Regions from separate parts of the Homo sapiens genome. Here region 1 is linked to region 2. A link is a loop called in an ENCODE intact Hi-C map of the cell type or tissue named here. Cell type or tissue: PC-9. All regions are shown on one strand. Each heading gives the region's core, and the rest is flanking DNA. Links, peaks and the distances in the headings are about the cores only.

Region 1 (2,806 bases), core at 187-2,686, 61 kb after region 2:
TTAAAACTTATTTCCCCTCTTAAGTTATATAAAAGATAACAAATTTGCTTACCTATCTACTGTTATTAGAATTTTCAGCCAAGCGCGGTGGCTCACGCCTGTAATTCCAGCACTTTGGGAGGCCGAGGCAGGTGGATCACGAGGTCAGGAGATCAAGACCATCTTGGCTAACACAGTGAAACCCCGTCTCTACTAAAAACACAAAAAAATTAGCCGGGCGTGGTGGCGGGCGCCTGTGGTCCCAGCTACTCGGGACTCTGAGGCAAGAGAATGGCGTGAACTCGGGAGGCGGAGCTTGCAGTGGGCCAAGATCGCGCCACTGCACTCCAGCCTGAGGGACAAAGTGAGACTCCGTCTCAAAAAAAAAAAAAGAAAAGAAAAACTCATGTAATTGGGGAGCTCGTGATATTGGGAATTAGATTAGTCTCAAACCTGCCCTGTGCATATCGAGTATTGAGATATATGCAACTACTATATTTCATTCATGGTATTATTTTACGTATATTCCTTATCAATCACCTGTCAAATTAGGTAATTTTATTACACACACAGGTATTTATATAATTTTTAGTGACACAGGACAATTATATATTATTTCATACTATCCTCACACTGACAGAGAAGATATTTGTTGTTCCTTAAAAAATCAAACAAACAATAGAAAGCAGCTGAGAATATTGAGATTCAGTCTTGCCCAAGGTCACGTATGCTCACACACAGCTAGAACCAGTCACAGATCTGCTCTTCGTCTGGTGCTGTCTACTCTGATTTTCAAAATAGTGGCTCCTGTTCACTCTCCCCTATTTTAATTTCAGAGTTCTGGCAGAATGGTAAGAATGTAAAGAAAATGGTTCACTGCTACCTCTGGTATACACTTTATCTTGTAAGAATTTATGGTAGATGGTGTTGGGGAACAGTGCCTGCATGGCAATTCTTGCAGCATCTCTGCTGCTGTATATCATCCCATTTTCTTATTTGCCACATTGTAAATCAGCTTTGCAAATAGCCACTCATACAGGGAAGTAACACTTTAGGCTGGATAGTACAGTACTTTCCAATTTTGTAGATGTTTTAGGAAGCTATGTCTGCTGAATATGCCACATTTCTTATCACTGTCATCTCAAAACCATAATTAATATTAACCGAGAAATGATGATCAAGGTAATAGTCTCAAAACTCTTTGGCAAATAAACAATGCTATTGCAGCACAACTTTGTTAGGCAGGATGTATATAGGTAATTAATACTTTTAGGATATCTAAATAGCTATTCTGTGGGGCTGAGGAAGAAAAACTTCATCAGGAGAGTGGCAATAAAAAAAAATGATGCAGTACAGCAAGATGCCGCTGAAAAATAATCTTTGCAGAAAGCAGAACAGGCACAAAGTACATATTTGGAGCTCCTTTTAAGAAAAGTTTTAAGCTGATCCAACTGAGTATAAAGTGGAGTTGCATGCTCAGGGTAAGGCTCTGCAGAAAGCATTGACCAGGTGTGTGTTTATGGTTTTCAAAGCTAGAACTAGCTACTGTGCCAGTGGCTTTTACAGCATCTGGTGGGTAGGAACCAGCATGAGTCATCCGGGGAGCACTGGACTAGCCGGGGCACCCCAGTACCCACTAAAGAGCTGACCTAGCCTCTTGCCTGGGGCTGAGAAGCTGCATTTGGTCTAGATCAAGGTCCTAGGGAGGAACTAAGCAGGTGGTTTGATCTGAAATACTTGAACTGGCACAACGTCAAGTAGGCCAGACAGGTAGGGCAGAGGCAGGCATAGCAAGAGCACCATGAACTGGTGACTTAGTAGATGCCTGGCCTCAGTTCTTTTTGGCTAAGGGCTGCTCTGTTGTTCTTTGCCTTTTCTGCTTCCCTGTGGGATAGAATTTGCAGATCTAAGAGGTTCAAAAAGTTGAGAAAAGCCCTGTTACCTGGAAAAAATATCATATTCTTAGTTCCCTAGGAAAAGTCTTCTGATTCTGAATTAGAACTTGTTATTGACCTTTGTCCTCACTGGTAAAATCATTCCCTGGTGTTAGAAAAAGTGAAATTTGTGCTAGGAAAAGAGGAGAATCTTAAAACCACGGATGCATCTGTCCTTAAGCAGTAAAATCCTAACCCGAGAGAATCCATGAAATCTGCAGCTCTCCTTACTTTGCCCTTGACTCTGTCAGCTCGTTTACTTAAAAAGGCAATGTGGGGCAGACTGATAAGATGGGTTCCCCAGAGTATATCCACTGCCTCTTCAACCTGGCTGCGGGTTGACGGTTTATATAACACTAACTCTGAATATGTGGAACTGACAGTTGTCAAATTAGTATTTATACAGAATTTGCTCCATATGTAAAACCAGTCAGGCTCAAGTTTTAAACAATGGACATTGGTTTTATACTTTCTGATGCTTTAAATGCCATCCTAGTATAACTGAACCTTACCTTGGCATAGAATTATGGTAGGATAAGCGCCGGGCTACTTTTAGTGCACAGTCATTAAGTACCTCTCACGAGATAACTTTATGATTATCCCTCAAGGGAACTGTGGGTAAGACTATTCTTCCTTTTCTCTCCTGTCGAGTTCCAGTCACAAATTCTCACAGAGAAGAGGCTTAACTAAAATTTCATTTTCCCCGTAAGTTTTGTACAACTCTGTTAGAGCTTCAGCATTTGGAATAGGCCCCAAAACCCCCTTTAATACATTCACTGACCAAAAGTTTCTCTTCTCTGCATTTACAAAATGAACAATAAGCTAATGGTATCATTTCTGCCAGAAACTGCACAAGCTGAAAATATACATGTTTAAAAAAACATTTTAGATAC
Region 2 (2,806 bases), core at 22-2,521:
TTCGTGATCCACCTGCCTTGGCCTCCGAAAGTGCTGGGATTACAGGCGTGAGCCACCACGCCTGGCCTTAATTTTTTTTTTAATTCTTTACATTTTCCAATGGAGTAATTATATCCCTGAGTTACAAGTCAAATGCGAGCCTCCATCAGATTTCTTGGCTCCCTTCCTAAAGACAATAGAGCAACTCATTACTCTGCTTCAGAATCTTTCTCCCAACCTTTAGGCTTCTCTAGCTATGTAGTGATGGGAGGAAAGGTGGTGGTAGGGTGGGGTTGGGCACAAATTCCTATTCCTTTCATGACTGTTTTACAGTTGCTTCCTTGTAGGGACATGCCACAGAAAGAAGACACTACAGGATCCAGAAATACTTAAATAAGATAATTTGTGGAAATCTTATCCCTTAAATATCTTCAGGGAGAAGTATCCTTAGCAACTTCTTCTTTCTATAGGCAAATCATGGCTGGGTAGGTGGTGGTCTTCTGCTTCCAAGAAACCGGCAATCAACAACTCAAGTTGCCTCACTTCTCATATACAAGTCCCAGCAAGAGCCTAGATGAATTCACTAATGCACTTCATCCTCCTGCCCTCTTCCTGGTTCAGGCAATAATAATCATAGATCGCCATTGTCAATTCTTTTTTGTTAGACATGATGCTTTTTAACATTATTTCATCTAATGCTCACAGAATCTCTATGTGGTTAGAAATACTATTACTTTACAAATGAAAGAACGCAAAATAATTGAGGGATGTAGATAACTCTCTCGAGATAATGCAGTAAACAAAGGGTGATATCATTTTGCTGTGTCCCCACCCAAATCTCATCTTGAATTGTAGCTCCCATAATTCCACGTGTTGTAGGAGGGACCTGGTAGGAGATAATTAGATCCTGGGGGTGGTTTCCCCTATACTGTTCTTGTGGTAGTGAATAAGTCTTAGGAGACCTGATTGTTTTATAGGGGTTTTCCTCTTTTGCTTGGCTCTCATTTTCTCTCTTGTCTGCTGCCATGTAAGATGTGCCTTTCACCTTTGGCCATGATTGTGAGGTCTTTCCAGCCATGTGGAACTGTGCATCCATTAAGCCTCTTTTTCTTTATAAATTACCCTGTCTCGGGTATGCCTTTATCAGCAATGTGAAAATGGACTAATATAAATGGCAGGGCCCATAAATGAACTCTATTCTGTTTAACACCAGTGTGTATCGTTCATTCATTCAACAAAACAATTCAGTTACTTAATATGTGCCAAGCAGTGAGTTAGGTATTGAAAAAGCAATGATTAAAAAGACAGAAGGTACCTTTCTCCTGGGAGGTTAAATTTTACTGAAGGAAATAGAGGGAACCAAGGAAATAAAATTAAGTAGTTACAATATGTAATAATTTTGATGAAGAAATCACATAGGGATCCCCAGGAGGGCAGAAAGGTATTTCAAGCAGAAAGTTCAAGAAAGGTCTCTCTGAGTAATGACCATTTAAGCTAAGTCTTTAGGAAGACAAAGGGTGTGGCCTGGAAAGGCTGGTGGGGGCAGAAAGAGCATTCCAGAGATGCACACCAGCCAGTGCAGAGGATGACTCACACGCAGTTTGGTGAAGACTGAAGGGGTCATAAAAGTAAAGCATTTTTTGGAGTGTAATTTGGCAATAGCCATCCACATTTTAAGTACATTTAAATTTTCTTTGGGTGCAGCAATTTCTTTTCTTGTGGGCTTTAAAATAAGTGTTGCATATGTGAACTAAGCCACACAATCAGGTAGACATTACACTTTCCTAAGGGACAGAGAGACATGGGATCTCAGGTTTTTCTTGCTGTTTTCTTTTTTTAATGTTTTCTTCCTCTTCTTATTTTAATCTTCTGGGCTATAAGTTATAATGCTCCTTTTAGACTTTTTTTTTCCTACCCTGCAGGCAGTCACCTGATAGAGAGGTTTCCTGGAATAGTAATAGGAAAATAATGCACAGCAAAGCTGACACACCACATGCCGAGCTGTACTGAAGGCACAATCATAACTTTTAATAACGAAAGTTTCTTTTGGTAAAATAATATCTTTCCAGCTGTCCTAACAGATACTAATGTGAAATGCTCCCTTGGGACAGGACGGTGGAGAGAAGTCACCCCCGTTCCAGAGGGGCATGCCCTTGGCTCAGAACCTCAGAGCACTAACATAATGTAGTACTAAGATTGCAGTGACACCAGTAAAACCTGCTCTGTAGGACTGCAACAGGCTACATTTTTTTTATTTGTGCTTTTGTTTTCCTGTAAATCACTTTTGAGTTTCTGTTTCTCAAGTCTGGAAGCAGCAGGTGTGTAATTTTGGCAGAACTTTTCCCAGCCATTATCTAGTGGTTTATTGTTTATTTAGAGTGTGGGGGTGAGTTATAATAAAGAGATTGGCCCTGTGGGTTAAGACTGGGCACATTTCTATTTACAGTCCTACCAGGTCTTCACATTCTAGGCAAAATGAAAGGCTAAGCCAGTTATCCAGATAGTTCAGGCCAAAAGGTAAACACAAAGAGAGGATGATTTAGTGCTGTCCCACCTCCGGCTTACGCTTCTGAGGTAACAACCACAGGGTTCTGCTTTGGTTTGGCAATGGAAATCTGAGTTCTCCTAGCTGTGACTTGTGTTAGGAACGTAGACTCTGTCCAGCTCAGTAGGCTGTGACATAGAAAATACATGAAGTTAACTTGGGCATAGAGATAGACATGATCCAATTCCCGGTTCAAAACTTATCCCCTATTGCCTTGTTTCTTTTCCTTTTATATGCTCTTACATCTCTAGTGAAGTTTGCCATCAGTATATTTAGTTGTAT

The links. Peaks named below come from ENCODE experiments on the same cell type or tissue, not always from the same donor. Only the 100,000 strongest peaks of a DNase experiment are listed, where the experiment ranks them.
Region 1: it touches region 2 in a loop (6-fold over the local background); 2 of 110 quality-filtered maps call a loop at or near these places.

What each region holds. Positions count from the first base shown.
Region 1 is chr6:128,628,757-128,631,562 of GRCh38, forward strand. No RefSeq gene overlaps it. Among named protein-coding and RNA genes, the nearest start is that of PTPRK, 110 kb to the left of the region's middle. In PC-9, for the core only: no CTCF peak of the experiment used is centred there; a DNase peak (open chromatin) is centred at 1,645; H3K27ac peaks cover 1,349 bases.
Region 2 is chr6:128,568,376-128,571,181 of GRCh38, forward strand. No RefSeq gene overlaps it. Among named protein-coding and RNA genes, the nearest start is that of PTPRK, 49 kb to the left of the region's middle. In PC-9, for the core only: no CTCF peak of the experiment used is centred there; DNase peaks (open chromatin) are centred at 1,516 and 2,346; H3K4me3 peaks cover 1,682 bases; H3K27ac peaks cover 2,332 bases.